Regions from separate parts of the Homo sapiens genome. Here region 2 is linked to region 1. A link is a loop called in an ENCODE intact Hi-C map of the cell type or tissue named here. Cell type or tissue: thyroid gland. All regions are shown on one strand. Links, peaks and the distances in the headings refer to the core of each region. The heading gives the core; the rest is flanking DNA.

The links. Hi-C counts contacts between places; a loop is a spot of excess contacts. Peaks named below come from ENCODE experiments on the same cell type or tissue, not always from the same donor. Only the 100,000 strongest peaks of a DNase experiment are listed, where the experiment ranks them.
Region 2: a loop joins it to region 1, with 5 times the contacts of the local background. A loop is called at or near these places in 96 of 110 quality-filtered maps.

The regions. Positions count from the first base shown.
Region 1 is chr5:179,488,720-179,500,220 of GRCh38, reverse strand. It overlaps LOC124901224 (U4 spliceosomal RNA), which reads left to right and starts at 8,064; the gene lies at 8,064-8,206. RefSeq lists enhancers at 1-260, 4,053-4,102. In thyroid gland, for the core only: a CTCF peak has its summit at 5,986 (motif pointing right); no DNase peak of the experiment used is centred there.
Region 2 is chr5:179,160,409-179,171,909 of GRCh38, reverse strand. The region is part of intron 5 of ADAMTS2 (ADAM metallopeptidase with thrombospondin type 1 motif 2); the gene reads left to right. Among named protein-coding and RNA genes, the nearest start is that of ZNF354C, 110 kb to the right of the region's middle. RefSeq lists a silencer at 4,498-4,707 and an enhancer at 4,321-4,822. In thyroid gland, for the core only: a CTCF peak has its summit at 4,634 (motif pointing left); no DNase peak of the experiment used is centred there.

The DNA.
Region 1 (11,501 bases), core at 1,152-9,151:
GAAAGCGTGGTTAATCCAGGAGCCACACGAGGACTGATGCCTTCCATATCGGTGTCCTGTATGTGCTCTGCCGTATTCTACCTCCTCTTTTTAAAATGCAAATAGAGAATCCAATCTGAAGAAATAATGCAAAGAAACTCTTTTTGTTGTTGTTTGTTTGAGACAGTCTCGCTCGGTCGCCCAGGCTCTAGTGCAATGGTGCGATCTCGGCTCACTGCAACCTCTGTCTCCTGGGTTCAAGCGATTCTTCTGCCTCAGCCTCCCGAGTACCTGGGACTACAGGCACGTGCCACCACGCCTGGCTAATTTTTGTATTTTTAGTAGAGATGGGGTTTCACCATTTTGGTCAGGCTGGTCTCAAACTCCTGACTTTGTGATCTGCCCGCCTCGGCCTCTCAAAGTGCTGGGATTACAGGCGTGAGTCACCACGTCCGACCGCAAAGGAACTCCTTAGCGCTCCTCAACCACCTCCCTGCCCCTCGCTGTCTTTCTTTCTTTTTTTTTTTTTTTTTTGAGAGGAAGTCTCGCTCTGTCGCCCAGGCTGGAGTGCAGTGGCACCATCTTGGCTCTCTGCAAGCTCCGCCTCCCAGGATCACGCCATTCTCCTGCCTCAGCCTCCCTAGTAGCTAGGACTACAGGCGCCCACCACCAAGCCTGGCTAATTTTTTGTATTTTTAGTAGAGACGGGGTTTCACTGTGTTAGCCAGGATGGTCTCCATCTCCTGACCTCGTCCACCCGCCTTGGTCTCCCAAAGTGCTGGGATTACAGGCGTGAGTCACTGCGCTCGGCCTCGCTGTCTTTCTGGTATCAGCATCCGCCTCCTCCTCCCTCCCAGACTCCAGGCCCTGGGCTCCAGGCACGGTCCATCCCTGTGGCCTCAAGGCACTGGGCACATCCATGCCAGTTTTAGTCTCTGTAACTACACAGCCATGCAGCTGTGAGCTGAGAATTTAACACACTGTCCCTTTCAGTGTCTGTTTCTCCTTCACTTTCCTGTAGCAAAGCAAAAAGGAGGGAAAATGCATCCCAGGTGCCGCCAGCTGCCACTGTTTTTCTTTGTGTGGTGTGTGTGACAGAGTCTTACTTTGTTGCCCAGCCTGGAGTAAAGTGGAGTGATCCCGGCTCGCTGCAACCTCCGCCTCCTGGGTTCAAGCAATTCTCCTGCCTCAGCCTCCTGAGTAGCTGGGATTACAGGCACATGCCACTACATCTGGCTAATTTTTGTATTTTGAGTAGAGACGGGATTTCACCTTGTTGGCCAGGCTGGTGTCGAACTCCTGACCTCAAGTCATCCACCTGCCTCAGCCTCCCAAAGTGTTGAGATTACAGGTGTGAGCCACTGTGCCTGCCCTGCTGCCATGCTTTCAAGCCACTGTTAGGCTTTTCCACATCCCCCAGCATGCACCCACTCTCCCGGGATGGTTAGGGGGCTCCATCACCATTTTCTGGAAACTGCCTCTAGTCAGAGGTTGCCTGGGGCTCTCCACACAATCATGGAGACGTAGAGGACACAGCCTGATGCTAGACTGCACAGGACCCTCTTCCGCCAGATTCCCTGGACACCTCCATCCCCTCTTCTAGCAATCATGTCAGTGCACGGTAGCGCCTGTGTCCTAAGGTTCCCATGCCACAAGGCTTGAACCCTTCACCCCTGTCTCCCGAGGCCAGGATCAAGCCTGCTTGGCCCAGGGGAGGGGGCGATAAATGTCATGGTTGGAAGCATCAGGTGGGAGAGGGCTTAGTGTGGGGTCGTCAGAGTGACACTGAGAGGCTAAGACACACTGTCTGACACAGCCCAGCCAGGCGCTGCCCACAGCTGAGTTTCCAAAGGACACGTTCTGTGTCACCATATTCCAGGATTCAAATCCTTCCAGCCTGGGACAAGTTCCACGGGGTGCCATGAGGCTGCCCCAATTTGATTTTGAAATGTACAGTGAAATGCCTACCTTGGTGGTGGCCAAGGCAGGGTGGGCCCAGATGCCCCTGCTGATGGACACACAGGCACGACACCCACAGTTCAGGGAGCCCGCTCCAGCCTGCCGTGGAGCCCTGGGCCAGGTCGTGAGCCATGAGCCTGCTCGGGACAGTCCTTCCCGATCCTGGAAGGGAGCGGCCCAATTATAACGGCTCCCTCGAGGCTCTCAGTGGAGCCGAGCCCAGAGAGGAGGCCTGCACTGCCAGATGGGCAAACTCATTAGGACTGTGGCATTTTTTATGCAAACGAAGGCAAATACATCCATGGGAGAAATGTAAACAGCAGACACGCACAAGAGCACGGACTTCACCGGGTTTCAAGAGGAGAGGGAGCTGGGACAGGAGGCCAGGAGAGATCCCCACCCCCAGCACTGCCCTGCAGTGGCCTAGCCCAGGCCTTCTGGATCTGCCTACCTGGGATGCCCAAGAGGGAAACTGAGGCCCCACGAGCCCTGCACGTGGGCGGAGCCTGGCCTGACCTGTAGCTCCTTGGGAGGCTGAGGGAGAAGCATTGCTTGAGGCCAGGAGTTTGAGACCAGCCTGGACAACACAGTTAAACCCCATCTGTACAAAACACTAAAAAATTAACCAGGCATGGTGGCGCATGCCTGTGGTCCCAGCTATTCAGGAAGCTGAGATGGGAGGATCACTTGAGCCCATGACTTAGAGGTTATGGTGAGCTGTGATCGTGCCACTGCACTCTAGCCTGGGCAACAGGGTAAGATCCTGTCTTTTAAAATAAATAACATACAATAATATAAAATAAATAAAAATTATAATAAAAATGACTGTAGCGAGAACTCTTAAGGAGAGTCAAGAAGATATTGCAAAGAAACAATATGAAAAAACCAATCTCTTTAAGGGTTCTTCTCATTACAGTTTTTTTTTTTCTGATTCTGTCTTGTTTCTTCACTGGCCAACCCCGCTCTGATGCTTAGCTTGGGTCCCTGCCGCTCAAGCTACTATGTCCTTCCCATCAGTGCTGCTCAGTGTAGTCTTGGACCCATGGCATTCTGGCATCCCCTGGGTGCCTGTTGGAAATGCAGATTCTTAGGCCCTGCCCCAGACCTCCTGACTCAAATCTCTGAGGTGGAGCCCAGGACTGCATATGTTCCAGCTCCCCAGGGGATTCTGTTGAGACCCGGCCTCTATTCTCGGTGGCCTGGCTTTTCCTGCTTCTGTTGGGGGTGAGGCCCCTCCAGACTGAGCTGGTCAGGATCTAGGCTCTTGGCAGCCTGCATGAGGCAGGAGGCAAGTCCCTCTCTCGGGGAAGGCAGTGGCAGGTAAGCAATGGCAGGTGAGTCGGCCAACAAGGCCCTTGCCACTGAGCTGTCCTATGGAGAAGCCCCGTGCCTTTTTCTCAGGGCGCTCTGCGGGTGTGCCTGGGGTCGGACTGAGCCCCAGCAATCTCCCTGCATGTCAGTTACTGCTCTTACTTTCACTGTGGTCCCCGTGGGCTTTTTCAAGGCTCTGTCCTGGCCCAGGGAAAGGTGGACCATGAGACCTCACAGCCAGAAAGAAGCAGCAGCCAACTGAGTTTCCGAATGGATTTGAAGAGCTCACAGCAGAGGAGATACCAGTTTGAAAATCAAGATGTGTTTGATTTGCTTTGGCCATCAAGAGACACATCCTGAAGGACTCTGTCTCAACATTTTTCTACATAAAAAAAGAGTGGGGAAGAATGCAGGTTGGTGGGAGCTGGGAGATAAGGTCCACAGGCCAGGAGAGGGCCCCCAGGCTGGGTCGTGTGAGGCAGTGTCCATCTGAGAAGGAAAGTCTGCTGGCTGCAGGGTCCCAGCACCCAGGAGCTAGAGGAGAGGGGGTGGGAGGGAGAGCAGCTACGTGTCCCTGGGTTTCTTGAGCGAGGACTGATAAACCCCAGGGGCACGTGTAGCTGCCACAAAAGCATGCACCTCGAGTGCTTCCCCCTCCTAGCTGGCGGGAGAGGAAGGGACCAGGATGGAGGCGAGCTTGGCAAAGTCTTTCTGGAATCAGCATCCTCCTCCTCCTCCTTCCCAGACTCCGGGCCCCAGGCTCCAAGCACAGTCCATCCCTGCGGAGGACTTCCGTGGATGCTGGTGGGCACAGATGCCAGCCCATCATGTGCTACTCAGGCAGATGCTAGGGAGCCAGGGGCCAGTCATCGTTCTCCCTGATGCCAGGGCACCACTCTGAGGAAAGGGAGAGAAGGACAGGTTGGTCTAAATCCACCTGCAGGATCTGAGTGACCGTACATGGGGCTGGGGGCTGAAATTTTCTGAGAGGGACTGGATTACATTTTCAGAAATTGGAATCAGAAATTAAAACTGTGTTATGAAAAATAATGAGTTACATTTTGCACATGTGATGTTTGAGCCGGATAATTTGTGTTTGCCGCCTTTATACTTGAATGTGAAAGCACCTTGCACAGCACTTGGCATAAAGTCAGTGCCCAGTGATTACTAGTGAATGCCTTCCTAACTGTGTACATGGCCTGAATGCACACGAACACACGATGGAAACAGTCAGGGAGTGGAGAGGGTGTCCTGCTGATTACTAGTGAATGCCTTCCTAACTGTGCGTGGTCTGAATGCACACAAACACAAGATGGAAACAGTCAGGGAGCGGAGATGGTGCCCCGCTGATGCTGTCCTATTATTTTTATTCAGAAGTCTGTTTGCCTTTTTACACATTTTTGATCCTACCATATAAACGATTTTTATAACATTCATGTTATGTTACATTCACATTTATTGCTAATTTTTATAACATTAGTACAAGATGATTGAATTCCTCCTTGGTCAGAAGACCCACGTCTGAATCCTGGATCCACTACTTGTTAGTTGAAGCAAGCAACTGTGCCTCTCAGTCTGTGAAAAGGAGGCAATGCCTAGCTCAGGAGGCTGACAGGATGAAGTCGGAGAGGAATGAATGGAAGTCTCTTGGGACTCAGGCCTGCCTGATACTTTCTGGGCAGCTTAAAATATGTTTTCTGAATGTTAAGGGAAGCACAGAGCAGGCATGCATGCAGATGGGGGTGAAATATTACTTCCATTCTTCCATGTGTGAGTCCTAAACACACACCACCTCCCCCACACACAAACAGACCTACAACACATGCCACACGTAACACAGGCACAGGCACACGCACACGCACCGCAGCAACACACACTGCACGCACACACAACACAGACTGTAACACATACACACGTATACCACCTACCACACTACACAAGGCCCCACATTCACATGATACACATGTACCACATGCACATATATGACCCGCATCACCAACAAACACACGTGCATCATGTGTACACATACACATCATAGGTACACATCACATGCACACATGGCCCACAGGAACACACACATATGCCACATACTGCATGCATGCACATCCACAACACACGCAATACAGGCACATACAAGCCATATGTAGACACTGCGTGCACACACATTTACACCACACTACATGCACACACCATATTCACACATACTTGCACACACACCACTGATACACATACTTCCACACATGTCCGCAGCCTGCATGCACAAACCATATTATGCACACACACCCCATATACTATTAGGTTGGTGCAAAAGTAATCGCAGCTTTTGCCATTACTTTCAATAGCAAAAACTGCGATTACTTTTTTTTTTTGAGACACAGTCTTACTCTGTCGCCCAGGCTGGAGTGCAATGGGGTGATCTCAGCTCACCGCAGCCTCTGCCTCTGGGGTTCAAGTGATTCTCCTGCCTCAGCCTCCCCAGTAGCTGGGATTACAGGTGTGCGCCACCACTCCTGGCTAATTTTTGTATTTTTAGTAGAGACGGGGTTTCACCATGTTGGCCAGGCTGGTCTTGAACTCCTGACCTCAGGTGATCTGCACACCTCGGCTTCCCAAAGTGCTGGGATTACAGGCGTGAGCCACCATGCCCAGACAAAAACCGTGATTACTTTTGCACCAACCTGATACGTGTGCACAGACAAGTTCGGTAAGCAGGCATTGCAATAATTAAAGATGACACGAGGTGGCACCATGACACTTTTACTCAGAAATTTTATTTGCCTATTTTTATACAGTTGTGATTATACTCTATATTAGTAGTTCTCAAAGTGTAGCCAAAACTATTTTCATAATAATGGTAAGATGTGATTTGCCTTTTTTCATTCTTATTCTCCCATGAGTATACAGTGGAATTTTCCAGAGATGCTGTGATGTGTGACATTGTAACAGATTGAAGGCAAAAGCAGATCTGAGAATCAGCTCAGACATCTACCTAGAGATTTGCCAGCGGCAATGCAACTCACTAATTTTGCAGAAGATATTGTTGCTTTCCATACAAAATTATTTATTGTTAACATACAACAATGGGTTTGTTGTTTTTAATTTAAAAAATTGAGCAATTTGAATTCTTTTTAAAGCTTATTTTTAATTGAAAATGAAATTATTTAACGTGTACAACATGATGTTTTGAAATATGTAGACACTGTGGAATCATTACTATTTTAAAATAAGTAAATATTTCAAAACCTCCTCAAATTTAATCTGTATTACAGTAAAATTGATAGATGCAATTCACGTAAAGTTCCTTAGGGTCCACAGGAGATTTTCAGAGTATAAAGCTATCCTGAGAAAGAATATTTAACAATCACTCTTCTATATGTAATCACATGTCCACAAATACTTTTGAGGTTAATCATTTATTTTAAATTTATAAGGAACCAACAAGAACAAAGAAAAGGAAAACACTTGTAATCCTATTGCATGGGGACAAGAGACAATCACGACTGACATTTGCCAGGTTTTCTCCTAGTTGTGTTTCAGAGCATCTGTTTCCAGGTTAGTGTGTTCTGAATACAGGCTCTGTGTCCTACGCTCTGAATATGAGCCCCGCGTCCTAGCCTCTGGGTATAAGCCTTGTGTCCTAGGTTCTGGGTATAAGCCCCGGGTCCTAGGTTCTGCATATAAACCTTGTGTCCTAGGCTCTGGGTATAAGCCTTGCTTCCTAGGCCCTGGGTATAAGCCTAGGGTCCTAGACTCTGGGTATAAGCCCCGGGTTCTAGGCTCTGGGTGTAAGCCCCGCCTCCTAGGCTCTAGGTGTAAGGCCTGGGTCCTAGGCTCTGGGTAGAAGCCCCGGGTCCTAGGCTCTGGATACAAGCCTTGTGTCCTAGGCTCTGGGTATAAACCTTCTGTCCTAGGTTCTGGGTATAAGCCTTGTGTCCTATTCTCTGGTTCTCAGCCCCTTGTCCTAGGCTCTGGGTATAAATCTTGTGTCCTAGACCTTGGGTTAAACCCCATGTCCTAGGCTCCGGGTATAAGCCCTGTGTCCTTTCTGCATATAAGCCTTGTGTTTCCTAGGCTCTGGGTATAAGCCCCATGTCCTAGGCTTTGAGTATAAGCCCCATGTCCTAGGCTCTGGGTATAAACCTTGTGTCCTAGGCTCTGAGTATAAGCCCCACGTCCTTTCTGGGTATAAGCCTTGTGTCCTAGGCTCTGGGTATAAGCCCCATGTCCTAATCCCTGGGTATAAGCCCCGGGTTCTAGGCCCTGAATATAAGTTCTGTGTCCTTTCTGGTTATAAGCCTTGTGTCCTAGTCTCTGGGTATAAGCCCCATGTCCTAGGCCCTGGTTATAAGCCCCGAGTTCCAGGCCCTGGGTGTAAGTTCTGTGTTCTTTCTAGGTATTAGCCTTGTGTCCTAGGCCCTGGGCATAAACCTGTGTCCTAGGCCCTGGGTATATGCCCCAGGTTTTAGGCCGTGGGTATAAGCCCCAAGTCCTAGGCTCTGGATAGAAGCCCTGGGTTCTTGGTCCTGGGTATGAGCCCCATATCCTAGGTCACCAACCAGATTGAGAGCCCAGTCAAAGTTCTTTCTCATGGTGTGTCTAGGACGTCAGAAAACCTAGAGATGTGGCCGGACTCTGAGCCCCCTGAAAAGGGTTCCCAGACCTTTTGTGAGAGGGAGGCTTTGTCTGCCCAGAGCCCACCTAGTCTTGGAGTCTTGGAAGGCTGCCCGGCACCTCAGGTAGGCCTGTTTGCACCTCAGCCTCACCCTGGTCTGGGTATCCACTCCATACAGACATGTTTTTAAAAATTGAGGAATAGCTTTGTGCAGTGGCAGTATCATAGCCAATGAGGTTTATCCGAGGCGTGATTATTGCTAATTGAAAAATTGAGGAATAGTTTAGTAAAACACACAGATCTTAAATATATAATTCAATGGCTTTTTACAAATATCTATCTGTAGCCAACACCCCAATCAAGGCAGAAAACATTGCCACCATTGTAGAAAATTCCCCCCAATCCCTTTACAGTCTACTCAACTTCCCTTGTCCCCTAATCCCCAAGCAGCCACTATTCTGATTTGCATTCCAGAAAAGTAGTTTTTCTGGATTTTTTTTTAACTGACTTTCGCTCTTGTCGCCCAGGCTCGAGTGCAGTGGCGCAATCCTGACTCACTGCAACTTCCACCTCCTAGGTTCAATCAATTCTCCTGCCTCAGCCTCCCAAGTAGCTGGGATTAGAGGCGTGCACCACCACGCCTGACTAATTTTTGTATTTTTAGTAGAGACGGGGTTTCACCATGTTGACCAGGCTGGTCTTGAACTTCTGACCTCGGGTAATCCGCCCACCTCTGCCTCCCAAAGTGCTGGGATTACAGGTGTGAGCCACCGTGCCCAGCCTGGTTTTGAATTTAATAAATCTGTATGACATCCTTTGTATGGCTCCTTCAGTTCAAAACACTGTGTTTTTGTTGTTGTTGTTGTAGAGATGGAGTCTTGATCCATTGCCCAGCCTGCTTTCAAACTCCTGGGCTCAAGCAATCCTCTGCTCTTGGCCTCCCAAGTGTTGGGACTGCAGGTGTGAGTCATCGCACCAGCCAGAGTCCAATCGTGTCTCTAGTGAGAGCAGCCACTTTAATATAAAGGCTCAGGAATTCCTCCTCATGTTTGCTGCAGTGGCACTTGCCCTCTGAGTATCAGTTAGCTATTGTCACACTTATGCTGTGTAACAAACCATCCCCACATCTCAGTGGCAAACAGTAATAATCATTTATTTCTTACTCATGAGTTTGTGGGTTGGCTGGGCAGCTCTGCTCCACATGCCTCTCATCCTCTTCCTGGGACCAGCAGGGGCAGTTTCGTCTCTGGCTGATGGCAGGGCCCTGAGAGACGGCACATCTAACCCCACAAACACATTTCCAGTTTTGCTGTGTCATGCCTGCTGGCATCCCTTTGGCCAAGCCCAAAGTCAAGGGGTGGGAAAGGGAGGCTATGGCGAGGGTGTGAGTGTGGGTGAAAAACTGGGGCGGGTCATTCAATCTATGTTACCAGTTTCCTGACAATGTAAGTTAAGAGAAAGAGCTTTGTGGCTGACGCCTGTAATTCCAGCACTTTGGGAGGCCGAGGTGGGCAGATCACAAGGTCAGGAGATGGAGACCATCCTGGCTAACACGGTGAAGCCCTGTCTCTACTAAAAATACAAAAAATTAGCCAGGCGTGGTGGCGGGCACCTGTAGACCCAGCTACTCGGGAGGCTGAGGCAGGAGAATGGCGTGAACCCGGGAGGCGGAGCTTGCAGTGAGCTGAGATCATGCCACTACACTCCAGCCTGGGCGACAGAGCGAGATTCTGTCTCAAAAAAAAAAAAAAAAGGTAAAACTGGTTTGGTTTGCTAGTCCAATTATTTAGTGAATCAGTCCAGTTTATTAGAAATCCCAATGAGGTTGTTTTCAGAAGTGAGACAGGTCTGACCGGATCATTTGCAGAAAGCTCTGTTCTTGCTTTGGGACAGTCCTGCCCGCACTGGGAATGTGAATTTAATCGCCGTTCTCTCGCCGCTGCTCCTGCCCGCCTGGGACCAATTCCCTACCACACTGAGCTCATTGGAGACTTTAGTTTCATATTTTTAAGACCAGTTTAGTGCATCATCTCTGTCTTTATTTCTCCCTCCAGCACTTACTGTAGTTGATCTCTTTTATTTTCTTAGATTCTTTGGGGGGAGTTTATAGGTGGGATGAACCCATATATGCATGAAAATGTCTTTATTTTGCACCCCCAATTTAAGGCTAGATTGGCTGGGTCTTGGATCCTAGATTACGAATAGTTTTTTCTTTGGAATGTTAGAGAAATTGCTCTACTATCTTTTAGGATTCGGGATTGATGATAAGTCTTGATGTCAAGCTGACTTTCATTCTATTGTGACAACCTATTCTCTCGGTCAGAAAACTATGAGGATTTTCCTTTTTTCCTTGGTATTCCAAAATTTTGCTGCAATGTGCCTAGATTTCTAAAATTCCACTTTACTTTTTTTTTTTTTTTGAGATGGAGTCTTGCTTTGTCATCCAAGCTAGAGTGCAGTGGGGTGATCTCAGATCACTGCAACCTCCGCCTCCTGGCTTCAAGTGATTCTCCTGCCTCAGCCTCCCAAGTAGCTGGGATTACAGGTGCGCCACCATGCCAGGCTAATTCTTGTATTTTTAGTAGATAAGGGGTTTTGCCATGTTGGCCAGGCTGGTCTTGAACTCCTAGCCTCAAGTGACTGTCTCAGCCTCCCGCTTTATTTAATTAATTTATTTTGAGACGGAGTCTCTCTCTGTTGCCCAGGCTGGAGTGCAGTGGTGCAATCTCGGCTCACTGCAAGCTCTGCCTCCTGGGTTCACGCCATTCTCTTGCCTCAGCCTCCCGAGTAGCTGGGGCTACAGGCACCCGCCACCATGCCCGGCTAATTTTTTTTGTATTGTTTTAGTAAACACAGGGTTTCACTGTGTTAGCCAGGATGATCTTGATCTCCTGACCTCATGATCCACCCACCTCGGCCTCCCAAAGTGCTGGGATTACAGGCGTGAGCCACCACACCTGGCCATGAGTTCCCTGTCCTTCTCAGGGACAGGGAGTCAGTGATTCCTGGGGAGACTGTCTTTCTTCTCTGGACCAAGTATTCGCACTTTCTATATCAACTGGGGGCAAATGCTGTGCGATGCTGGTGACCTTGCTGATTTATTCCCAGAACATGATGCATTTCCTTCCCCTTTCTTTCCCTTTTGTGCTACTTCTAATTAAGGAAGATATTTCTGTCATTTATGGGATTTTGGTTCGGAGGGAGGTCAATCAGGGGTGCTTGTTCCTCCATCTGGCCCTGATCTGCGTTTTTAGCAAAACAACTGAGTTTGGAAGTTTGAAACTAATGACATTAGGGCTGGGAAATTTCTTAATGTAAATATATTTTAGCAGAGTTAATGAAAACTTGGAGTGCTTACAAAGTTGGATATCTTACATGTGTGACAAATTATATATAAACCAGATTTCATTTCCTGTTTTTTTTTTTATTTTTTCTTCTTTTTAATCAGCAAAGGAAAAATGGCAAGAAAACCAAGTCTCTTATCTTATAACTACACATTTTAGGGGAGAATGCATATTGAAACATTTTCAACATTTGCTGTTAAAATGAATACAATTTTACAAAAAGAACCCCCCCCCACACACACAAAGCATAAAGTTCTAGGCGATGATGAGCCCCTCATTCAGAAATGGTCCAGGCT
Region 2 (11,501 bases), core at 1,125-9,124, 330 kb after region 1:
TGCCTGTTCCCAGGCCCCTCAGCCTAGCTTGGAGGACAACACACAGCCGGTCCCTCTGTCAGACCCCGGGAATTCAGGGATGATTGGCCTCCTGGAATGTTCTGGAACATTCCAGCATTCTGGGCCTTTTTTTCTGCTCCTAACTCATGCCTGCCCAGAGTGGGGCTCAGCAAAGCTCACCCCATACTCTGCCCACCTTTTTCTGCCTGGCCCTACCCCGCCTTCCTCCTAGAAGCCTCCCAGATCAAGCACAGGAGGCAGTGATGGGGGTAGGGGACGCCAGTGCCCATGGGGTCCGCTCCATCCCGGGGATCTCCTGAGTTGATCAGCTGAGTGTAGACTGCCAGAAGAGCCGGGCCTGCCCGCTGCTGTGCCCTTCTCTGGGGGGTTCTGGGCTGTGAGAGGGGAAGTGAGCCGAGGCTATGAGTCCTCGTTGCTTTAGGTTGGACCTACTGCAAAAGTGCAGGAAATAGTAGAGCAGAGGAGGTGGCACTGCTAGGGGCTGGGCTGAAGGCTTGGGGTAGAGGGCACAGCGGCTAGGAAAATGGGTTCTGGTCATGGGCCCTGGCTGACTTAGCGAATGTGCTGTGGGCCACAGGGCTTGGGAGCAGCGTCTGTGGGACCGGAGGAGCCATCTGCCATCCCCAGGTGGCCAGGGGAGAGGCCATCCTGGGAGCAGCAGTACACAGTGCACCTCAATGCCAAAGACCTGGCTGTTTTCTTTTTCCTATTTCAAACCCATCACAGACCAATACTTCCGTACCATACGTTATAAATGAATTACTGGGAAAAGCAAATGTGACAAAAACCGAGGTATCCAAAAACTCTAGGTCTGGATTTTTATTATTAAATTCTGTGGACATAAACTCAACCCGTCCAATTGCTATAAAAGTTTCTAGTTTCTGTACTTATCTCACTGTGGACTGGAACAGTTTGTGTCCACCAGGCACAGACTTCACTTTGCATAGCACTGGGGGAGGCCCTGTTTTCAGGTCTCTGAGGTGTCTGATGAACGTGGGAGGAGATGTATCCTTGTGCCCCCAAAGCATCCGGCCAGCCCAGAGCCTCTGGCTTCCCGAGCAGCTGCTGTTTAATCCCAGGGAGGTGCATGAACGAGGAGGGGAGAGGAGCCCTGTGTCCAGGCAGTAGCAGCAGACAAGACAGCGACAGAGTGGTGAGCACCGGCAAGGAATACAGCAGGGTGGCAGGCAATAGGGGACCATGGATGGAGCAGCCAGGATGGGGACTTCCCAGCCAAGATCTGGGGGCAAAAGGCCTAGCTCCTGTGTCCAAGGGAACAGACCCCTTTTGCTCACAGAGAAGCACAGCCAGGGATTCTCGATGGGGCTCTGGGGACAAAGTTTGGCACATGGTGGGGATGAATTCTGATGAGCTGCTCTTCAAGGAACCACAGGCTTCCCGTCAAGGAATGAGGCCCCCGTCTCTAGAAGAATTTTAGCATGGCAAAACCAAGGCGATGGCAGTCAGGAGGGGGCTGAGCTGTCCCCCCCACGGTGGGGACAGACTCTGGGGGATGTGAGACCATGACCCAGACTTGGGCAGAAAGTGGCCCAGATACTCGGTTCCTGTTATTCATCCCAAATTGTGACAGAAATAGACCAGCTCCCCACCTGCCGCTCCCCCATTGCCTGTCCCCCAGGCCTCACCAGGCTCCAGTGGGGATAAAATTGGTAGCACTTGTTTGAGTGACATGTTTGTCTTCTAGCTTATGAGAAGCCTCTGAGTTATCTCAAGTTTTTCCTAAAACAACATTTTTCTCCATTTCTTAAAAAAAAGCAGAAGAAAAGAGATGATCTTATTTTATACAATATACCACCAGCCAGGGAGCAGAGCATCGGCAACACTTGAGGTTGCATAGCAACTGGCTTTTCAATTGATTTTTTGAGAAGGTACCAAAGCTACTCAACTGTTCTCATTTTAAATATTTCCTAGGATGATGAAAATCAAAGCAAATGGAAATCAGAGACTTGGGGAGCATCAGAGAAGGACATAAAGTGTCTTGTTATAAAAAACCAGGTCAAGACAAAGTGTGGAATGCTTGCTGGAATTTTTCAGCATTGGAGGTGAAAGGTCTGAGAAATTCTGCATGTGAGTCTCTTAGTGGAAAGCACGAGAAGAGAGGTGCTGGGGGTGGGGGCTTGGTGTGCCCACCCACCCACCTATAGGGTAGAGGATTTAGAGTGGCCCAGCCATGGTGCAGGAAGGCCAGGAAGTGAAGGTCTGGGGAGGATATATCAAGGGCCCTGGGGATCTGGGACAGGGGATGAGGTGGGAAACACACCCCATGCCTCACCCCAGGGACAGCCCCCTGTCCTCCTGAGCATCTGGGTCCCAACCCCCAACCTGATAGGGGTGCAAGGCATGATGGCCCACCCACATCATCCTCCATCCACCTCCTCACCCAGACCTACCTGGGTCCAGAGAACTAGGAGGCACTAAGGCTGGACACTGCCCTTGGGAGGTGCCTTAGTCTGTTTGGGCTGCAATAACAGAAATACCTTAGACTGAGTAATTTATAACCAATGGAATTGTGTTACTCACTGTTCTGGGGGCTGGGAAGTCCAAGAGCAGGACGCCAGCAGAACTGATGTGTCGTAAGGACCCATTCCTCCTAGAGGGCACCTTCTAGCTGTGCCCTCGCATGATGGAAGGGTGAACAGGCTCCCTCAGGCTTCTTTTGTAAGGGTGCTAATCTCATTTATGGAGACTCCACCCTCATGACCTAATGACCTCTCAAAGACCACACTTCCTAATACCATAACATTGGTTCTCAGCTTTCAACCTTTCAAATGTGGGGGACACAACATTCAGATTCTAGCAGGAGGCCCCTCTTCTGCCTCCCCACAGGCCTGCACTGGCTCATGCCTGGGAAGGCTCAAGTTGAGAATCCTGTTCTGGCAGCTTGGCTCTCTCTGGGAATAGCTTCCCAGGCTTTGGGGAAGATGGCTGGAAACAAAATGCTGGAACGATATGGGAGTTCTGGCAGAGAAATGAGGTGCACGCCTCCTGCCCCAGCTCTCGTGGTTCTCTGTCGTGATGAGATTTGATCTGTAAGCCCTGCCTGGAACAAGAGACCTCCAGCCTTGGGGGAGCCCACTTTGCACTCAGCTGGGGGGCACGGTAGAACATGTGCTCACAGAGCAGGGATGGTGGGACCTTGTCCCTGCCATTCATTCTGGCTTTGTCCATACTCGTGGGACCTTTGGTGAGCAATTTAACATCATGGGGCCTTAGTTTCCCCCATAAGAGGAGGTCTGTGAAACCCCAGCACACAACAGGAATGACGACAATCATAAAGGCGTTCGTGCAAGTGACTGTTTGTAGAGCTTCTTCTGGGACAGGCACCGTCTGAAGCCCTTTATGTGACTTTATGCCCTCACCCCCACAGCAACCCTGTGGAGTAGGCGCTGTGATCATCCCCATTTGACAGTGAGGACCCTGGCTCCAGGGGGCGAGCGGCCTGCCCGGGGCCACACGCTGGTGGAGCCACTCTGCTCTGGGAGGAGGGGCTGGACTCTGTGATCCCGGCTGGTCAGGAGCACCAGCTTCAGGCTCCTTGTCCTGGTCCCCTGAGGGTCAGTTGCTCCCAACCAAGAGTGACTTTGCCACCCCTCCCCCCACCCGGGGGACATTTGGCAGTGTCTGGAGAGACTTTTGGTTGTCACGACTAGGGGGAGGGTTCCACTGGGTTCTGGCAAGGAGTGCCCAGGGGTGTGCTCAACATCCTGCCATGAACAGGGTGCCCGCCTCACCCAACAGGAATTATCTGGCCCCAAATATCTGGAGTGCTGAGGTTGAGAAATGTGGTCTGCTCACCAGAACCCAACCTCCCTGCTGTCCTATCCTGCACCTGTTTAGGAGGCTGGTCTGAGGCAGGAGGGCCCCTCTGGGATGGGGACGGTTGAGAAGCTTTGCTGAAGCCGCATCCCCTTGGGGGCATGAGCCAGCCCCAGCGGGTAGGCCAGTCCCCAGGGACTGGTGTTATACTCCATCAGTATCAACAGCACGGCAGAGACAAGGACAAGGGACATTTGTGGGCGCTGACTGCACCCTGCCTGAACTGTCATGGGCGGAAGCCCCCCAGCTCCAAGCTCGGAGCTGCAGTTGTGCCCATTTTGCAGGTGGGGACAAGTAAGGTAACTTGCCCAAGAACAGAGCAGATGAGATATTTCGGCCGGGCCTAGAGCTGCCCAGGTGACCTCACCTGCCACCTGCAGTGGACTTGGTGAGCCTCGGTCGCGTGGCGGCCTGCGGGGCTGGCTGAGTGCGCCTTGCCCAGCAGGCAGAGCCTCCTGGCGGGGCGGGCGCGGTTCCAGCGGAGGCGGCCTCCAGGCTGCTGATCCCCATCCCGGTTTCCTCCCACGTCTCCTTGACTGAAGGAGGGAAGAGCATAGATAATTCAGCTCCTTCCAGAGCAAACAATGGAAATGTCGGAGAGCAACGATTGGAACAGAACTTTTTGCTCAGGTCATAATTGATGTATTTAGGGTGAGGCCCAGAGGCTGTCTTGGGGCCGCTGGGGCCCCGGGAGCCCGGGTGCGGCCGCGGAGTCTGGGCGCCGGGTGCGTCCCCGGCCCGGGCCGCTGTTCTCGCGGCAGCAGCGCCACCTGGTGGCCGCTCGGGCCCGGCCCTTCCTCTGCCCGCCCCGCGCGGGGGGCAGCACCCCGACCTCTTTCCGGCTGTGGGACTCAGGCGAGTCCTTTCAGTTGTCTGAGACGCAGTTCGTCATCCGGAAGGTAGGAAAATGAAGTGGAAGCGAGGTGTCGTGTGCCAAGCCTGAGCCTAGCGGGGCGCTCCTTGCGGACGGTGACTTCCTGCTGGGGTCAGCATCTGCCGGGGCGGCCCTTTGGGCTCACTTCCCCAGGCCTCCCGAGAACGTCCCCGCAGCCGGCGCCTCCCTCCCTGCCCAGCCTGGCTCCTGAGGGTGCTCGTGTTCATTCCTTCATCACTGAGCGCCCAGCAGCCGGGGTCCTCTGGCCGCGTTCGCTGCCTCATCCTGGCATGGAGAGCAGAAGCCGGGATTGCTCCGTGAAGGGAGGAGTGGGGCTACTGAGGGCAGGCGTGGGCCAGGGCTGGGGCACAGACTCGGGCCCAGCAACCACCCGGCCCTCAAGGAGCTTAGGCTTTAGTGACTCAGAGGCCAGCGACAGCAACAGGCACATCCCCAGTAGGTGCCCCATCTGGCAGGTGACCGATCGCACGCAGGAGGAGGGACCCGGCGGGCAGCTCAGAGCCAGGGTCCCGCGGCCAGGATGGGGCTGGGACTTGGAGCTGGACGCAGCCTACTCGTCCACCCAAGGCCCACGGGCCCCCTAAGCTCCTGGCTGTTCCCTGAGGCCCGTGGGGTTACCCAGACCCCTGCAGGCTGGGCCTGAGGTTCAGGGGCCCGCAGTGTTTCCTCACCCTTGCCCTGGCCAAGCCTCCTGACAGCCCTGGGGAGCATTCAGCAAAGTGACCTTCTGACCCAAGGTGAGGGCCATCAAGCTCTTGCCTCCCTAAGGCCCTCAGATCTGCCCTCTCCACCTCATGGTGGGATCCCTGGGTCTTTCAGGCATGTCCTCAGACCCTTTCCAGCCCGGGCCAGGGGAGCCAAACAGGCTGAACCCGGAGGAAACACCATCCTTCTTGGGACCAGGCTCCCGGTGCTGCTGTGGGAGGGCCCCAGGGGCCTGGACGAGTGTCTGCCTCCTGCATCTGGGCAGCTCTGTGAACCAGCATAGCAAGGAGGGTCTCCATGTGGACATAGGTGGGCACTCATGATGGCCAAGGAGGACCCTGCACTCTGGAAGAGCCAGCCTGGTCCAGGGCCCCAGAGCACTCGGGCAGTGGAGCCCAGTTGGGAGCCCATGTCTGCAGTGGTCGATGTCACCTCCAAACAGGGGTGGCAGAGCCCTCCATGAGGGGTGACGACTGTCCTGGGGCCCCTGTAGAGGATCCGATCAGCCTCTTGGAAGCTCATCTGTTCCCGTGCTCTGAGCTAGGGTCAGCCCACTCAGGACTCCTCCTGCATCCTGGGCTGGATGGGCCCCTGGACTTCATCCACAGCCCTACTGCAGGCTTCTCCCGCCTGGCTCTTCTGGGGCCCTAGGCTGGACCTGGGAGTTCTGGGAGCTGCTGCCGCTGTGAAGAGTCTGCCCTCAGAGGCCCTGCCTCACTCAGGAGGTGGACCCTGCAGCTACCATGCAGCCCCAGGGCCTCGAAATGTCCATCCCCGGTCATACAGCACCATCTACCGCCCCCTGCTCTGGAGGCTGGGTGCCCGCGGCTGCCCCTGGGAGGGACTGGCTGCCCTGTAAAGTCCCTGGCTGGTCCTGCAGCCACCCCCTTTGCAGAGCCCAGGGTGCTACGGCTCACTCCTGGTCCCCCCCTCAGCACAGCTAGGAACAGGTGGAGTCACACAGACAGACTTTCCTAGAGGAGCCGTGCAGAGCCGAGCAGGCAGCTGGAAGTCAGGTGCATTCAGGACTGGGAGGGACGTAGATGACCAGGGCGAGCTGGTGAAAGACTCCTCAGTGGAAACAAGCAGTGCAGCCTCCCTCACTTCTGGAGGAGATCCATATATGAGAAATGTGTCTTCTTCTCGCTCAGGGGAAGCACAGTTCCCAGGCTTGATACATAGCAAGGGCACAGGATGGTGGGGGCTGGGGTGCCCCAGGCAGCAGGGACCCATCTGGCCTCCTGCATGCAGGCCAGGTGGCAGAGGAGCAAAGGAGGTCGCATCCCAGCAGGTGGTCCCGCTGGAGCCCAAGTGACCCACAGGGGAGTTCACTGCATGTCAGGACAGTATCCTTGGCTGGAGGTCTCAGCGGAGAGACCTGAGCTTGGCTCTTCCCTTGGGTTCCGACTGCCTCCAGTAGCGAGGGCCTTGCCCTGTCCACGGCCAGCCCAGACTTCCCTCCTGGGCCGCAGACCTGTCCAGCTGCCCCGATGTCTCTGCCTGGACATCAGTTTCTTTCTGTGAGGAGTCCTTAGAGGCATGCAGAACCCAAGGCTGCCTGTAGCTCTCATGGAGTGGGAGGAGTGGGTGGAGGAAAGGGGGCTCTGGGGTGCATGAGCCTGAGTTTGCGGATGGTTGTTTTGGGTGCTGCCACCAGGCAAACCCACTTCAGCCAGTTTTCAGTCCTTTCGAACCTGTGCTCCATGGGCCTAACATGGGTCCCAGCTACGGCTTGGGACTGATCACCCACAAGGGCTGCACCCCCAGAAGTGGGAGAGCTCCCAAAGCAAAACAGCCCAGCTCTTCCCAACGAGCAAGCTGGCCAGGAAAGACATTGCCGTGACCATGTTTCCTGCACTGCGGACCCCACGCTCTTCCTCTGGCACTTGCCGTCCCCTTCCCGCGCCGCCTCTTCTGCCTTGCTACCAATCCCCAAAGCCAGACACTGGTGCCGTCTCTGCCTCATTGCTCCCGCCCTGCAGCCCTGATGCCTCTCAGCTCCTGCCACCAGGTCCTGACCCTCCTGACGTGGCACCAGCCACACCTGCATGCATCTCAGTGCCACACTGTCCCCTTCTATCCCCACTCCTTCCTCACTGACCCAAAGGGCTGTTTTAAGAATGCACACAGACCTTGCCCTGGCCTCTGGGCACAAGGTCAATGTCTGGGCCTCATGGGTACCCCATAGCCCTTGAATGCTCCAGACCCAGCAAGGACAAGATCTCTGCCCCTGGGCTCCTCTGTGCCCGTCAGAGATAGGCTGGGACCTTGGAGATGTTGGGACGTTGGCAGAGAGAGAGAGGAAGCACAAGCAGCTCTGTGGCTTGTCAGTTAAGCTCCCAGTGGCAGGTTGAGTCCTGGGGTGCCCGGACACTGAGGTAACCCTCTCCTCTACTTCTTGGGGTACCCCCTGCTGGGACCCAGGCTCCCAGGGTCTAGCACACTCTCATGTCTCCTGAAGTCCTGCCTCCCAGGGCTCCCCTGGCCCCAGTGCAGCTTCCCCTCCCTGTGCCCATGCACCCCAGCCCTCCCCTCTGCCCCCTCCTCAGGGAGTCTCCTCAGAACCCCAAAGCCAGAAGGGGGTCATAGACCCCTTTAGCTCTGGACCCTGCAGCACAACCTCCTTGGGGTTGGAGAACGAAAGTGGCAGGCTGCCTTCTTGGACTGGGCCGAGAACAAAGCGAGGCAAGAACAAAAACACAAATCAATATTTCAATAAATTGTCTTGCCGCAGCAGCAAGATCACTTTGGCTGCTAAGACGGGCTGGGAACCCAGGCTGAACCACAGAAGCCAGCATCTGGGAGGAGAGAGGTGATCGGCCAGAGTGGATCCAGTCTGCAGGACGTGGAGAAGGGGCTGCCCACTGCAGGGCTCTTATTCCAGGGTTCTGGAATAAAGTGGTGACGGGGAGGATGCGTTGTTTTGTCTGCATAACTGATTTCAATTTGAGCCAGTGTTTACTATTAGGTAGGTGTCTGTAGAATCCAGATTTCACGATTGACCTGAGAAATCTGATCCAGCAGCTCTGGGCCTCTGTTCCTGCCAGCACTGGGCGGATGTTGCTCCCTTCAGCTGTGCCTGGGCACCTGGGTTTGCCACAGTCCTCGCCACTCCTTATCACCGACCCCCACTCTATTCTAATAGGGAAATATTCCTCTGTACCCTTTCTCCTTCAAAACTGGGAAAACACAAGATGGACTTACTTTTCGTGCAACCAGCCTGCCTCATTGACTTGTCACCTGCCTTGCTCCTGTAGGCGCTTGGGTTTCTAGCATCCTCCCGGTACTCCCCACAAGCCCACACACTAGGATAGCGGACCTCCCTGCACACCCCCAGCCTGCCTCAGCCTGGCTCCTCCCGCAGCTCTGTCCTACACACTAGCCTCATTCCTGCCTCTGGTCCTGATATTGGGGCATGTCTTTCTGGCTGGACTCTTGACTCCTCCTCAAAGACTTGGCCAGGGCCCTTCTCCCACTGAGAAGCATATAAACTGCCCCCAGAACATATCAGCTGCCCCCAGATCAGACGCCATCTTTCATGGGCCAGCGAGTGTCCTGACTGGGGTCCCTGTGGTCCCCCAAAGGAGGAAGCACGTGGCTCAGATTCTCTTCGCTGCAAGTGACAAGAGCACAACTCAGAATTGGCTTTCACAAGGAGAGGAACTTCTTCAGGCATAAATGACACCCGTCAGTGGCAGGCAGCCTTCGTGATGGCCGCCAGTGACCCAGTCTCTTAATGTCCATGCCCTGCGGTAGGCGGGACTGAGATTCTATCAAAAGCAGACTGTGGCTTCTGTAGGGGAGGTGCCTTCTCTTGTTGTCTCTTGGGTCCCTCGAGCAGGGGCGACCGTGTGGGGTAAAGCTGACATGGGTGACGGCCCCAGGAGGGGCCCATACGGTATGGTGTGCAACAGCTCAGCTGGGGCCCGCCGTGACCACCTGAATGAGCCTGGGAGCTGACCCGCCTCCGGTACAGCCTTCAGATGAGACTGCAGCCCCAGTCTTAGCTCGACAGTGGTCTCATCCTCCTTTAATCCTTGGTGGGGGGTCTCCTGTAGTGCAGGGGGGCTCCAGCCGCTGCAGGCCCCCCACCTCACACCTTGCCTACTCCTTGGCCCGCTTTGGTTGTATGTTCACCCTGATCCTTCATGGTGGCCAGGAAGGCGTGGTGCTGGGATTGGCCAGGCCTGCCTGCCCCTGAAGCCTGGGGTCTGACTCAGATTAAAGGAGGGGAAGTTTCACGAAAGGGAAACAAGGGCAGGCAGAAGTCACCGCAACCCACCAGGGCATCGGAAGGGACCGTCCCACTACATGGGGCTTAGGACCCTGAGGGCAGGTGAGTTCATCTTGGACAGGACTCCCTTGACACTGATGCTGGGAGACGTGCCCTGGAGGAAGCAAGGCCCCTTTCCCTGGAGCCCAGCAAGGCTACCGAGCTGTGCTGGGTGTCCTGGATGGAGACACTCACACTGCAGCAGGGGCCCTGCCACCACCCTAGCAAAAGCGCTTATTAGTGACCTTTGTGCTGACCCTCTGATTTGGATTTGGACTGGCAATTTTTAAAAAATGTATGTTAAAAAGTCATTCTTGTTTGGTTTTTGATTTTGCTCTTACTGTTATTTTTAATTGGCATGTAATAATTGTACATATTTCTGGGGTAGGGTGTGATATTTAGACACGTGTATGCAATGTGTAATGATTACATCAGGGTAATTAGCATATCTGTCACCTCAAACATTATCATTTCTTTGTGTTGGGAACATTCAAAGTCCACTCTTCTAGCTATTTGAAAATGCACAATACATTCTTACGGATTCCAGGCGCTTTCCGGCACTATAGGGCACTAACGCTTATTCCCCCATCTTGCCGCACTTTTGGATATGTTAACCAGCCTTGGCAATCCCCAGCCCGCTGCCCCCCACTCTCCAGGAACTACTCTCTATTTCTGTGACATCAACTGTTTTAGCTTCCACGTATGAGTGAGAGCGTGCAGTATTTGTCTTTCTGAGCCTGGCTTATTTCATTTAGCATAAGGTCCCCCAGGCTCATCCATATCTGGGCTGCCAATCTTAAGTTCAGCGAGTACAACCAACCACAAGGCCCACGCTCTAGCACCGAATCACATCCACCCCGAGTTTCCCTTCCTTCTTGTGCCATCCCAAGCTCACCCCCTAGCTGGAGACAGTGAGAAGGGACATTCTTTCGCCCGATTCCTCCTTCAGAACTGTGACCTCTCAAGGCTACCCAGAGGCGGATACTACCTGGCAGGGACTCGAGATGAGCTGCAGGGGTCAGGCTTGGATGTGATGCAGATACCCACTCCCTTCCTCCTGTATCAATTATAGTAGGTGAGGTTATGCTACAGAAACAAACACACTTTGCATCCCAGTGGCTTAAAACGACCAAGATTTCCTGCTCACGCTGTATGTTCAATGTGGGTTGGCGGAGGATTCGGGTCTCATCGTCACTCAGGTCCTAGGTGACAGAGCAGCCACTGTCTTTATGTTGCCAGATCTCGTGCCAGAAAGGAGAGCTCTCTGAAGGGTCTCAATGGGAAATTAGATGCTCCAACCGAAAAGAGACATGCCCCACTTTTGCTCACAGCTCATTGGCCAGAGCTAGTCACATGCTCTTCCTGGTCATGATGGGAACAGGAAGTGCACCTCCCCTTGCCCTCCTCCAGCTTCCTCTGGTCTGTCCACTTCTATGCCAATGTCCCACAAGTCTTAGTCACAGGACATCACACTCTGATTTATGACTTATTTCATCGGGACTCATGGAAACCTTGTTAGAATGAGTTATCTTATCTCCCAGGAGCAGGAAATAAAGTCTTTACAATTAACTCTGTGCTTGGGACTTGGGAATTGGTCTGCCATCTTGTCAGTCATTGACTGGGACCCCTGGGAACGACTTGTCTTACCTAGCCTTGAATTGTGCTCCCTTCTTCTGGAACTAACTGGCTTGCTAACAATACCCTTTGTTGTTTGTTTTGTTTTGTTTTGAGACGGAGTCTCACTCTGTCGCCTAGGCTGGAGTGCAGTGG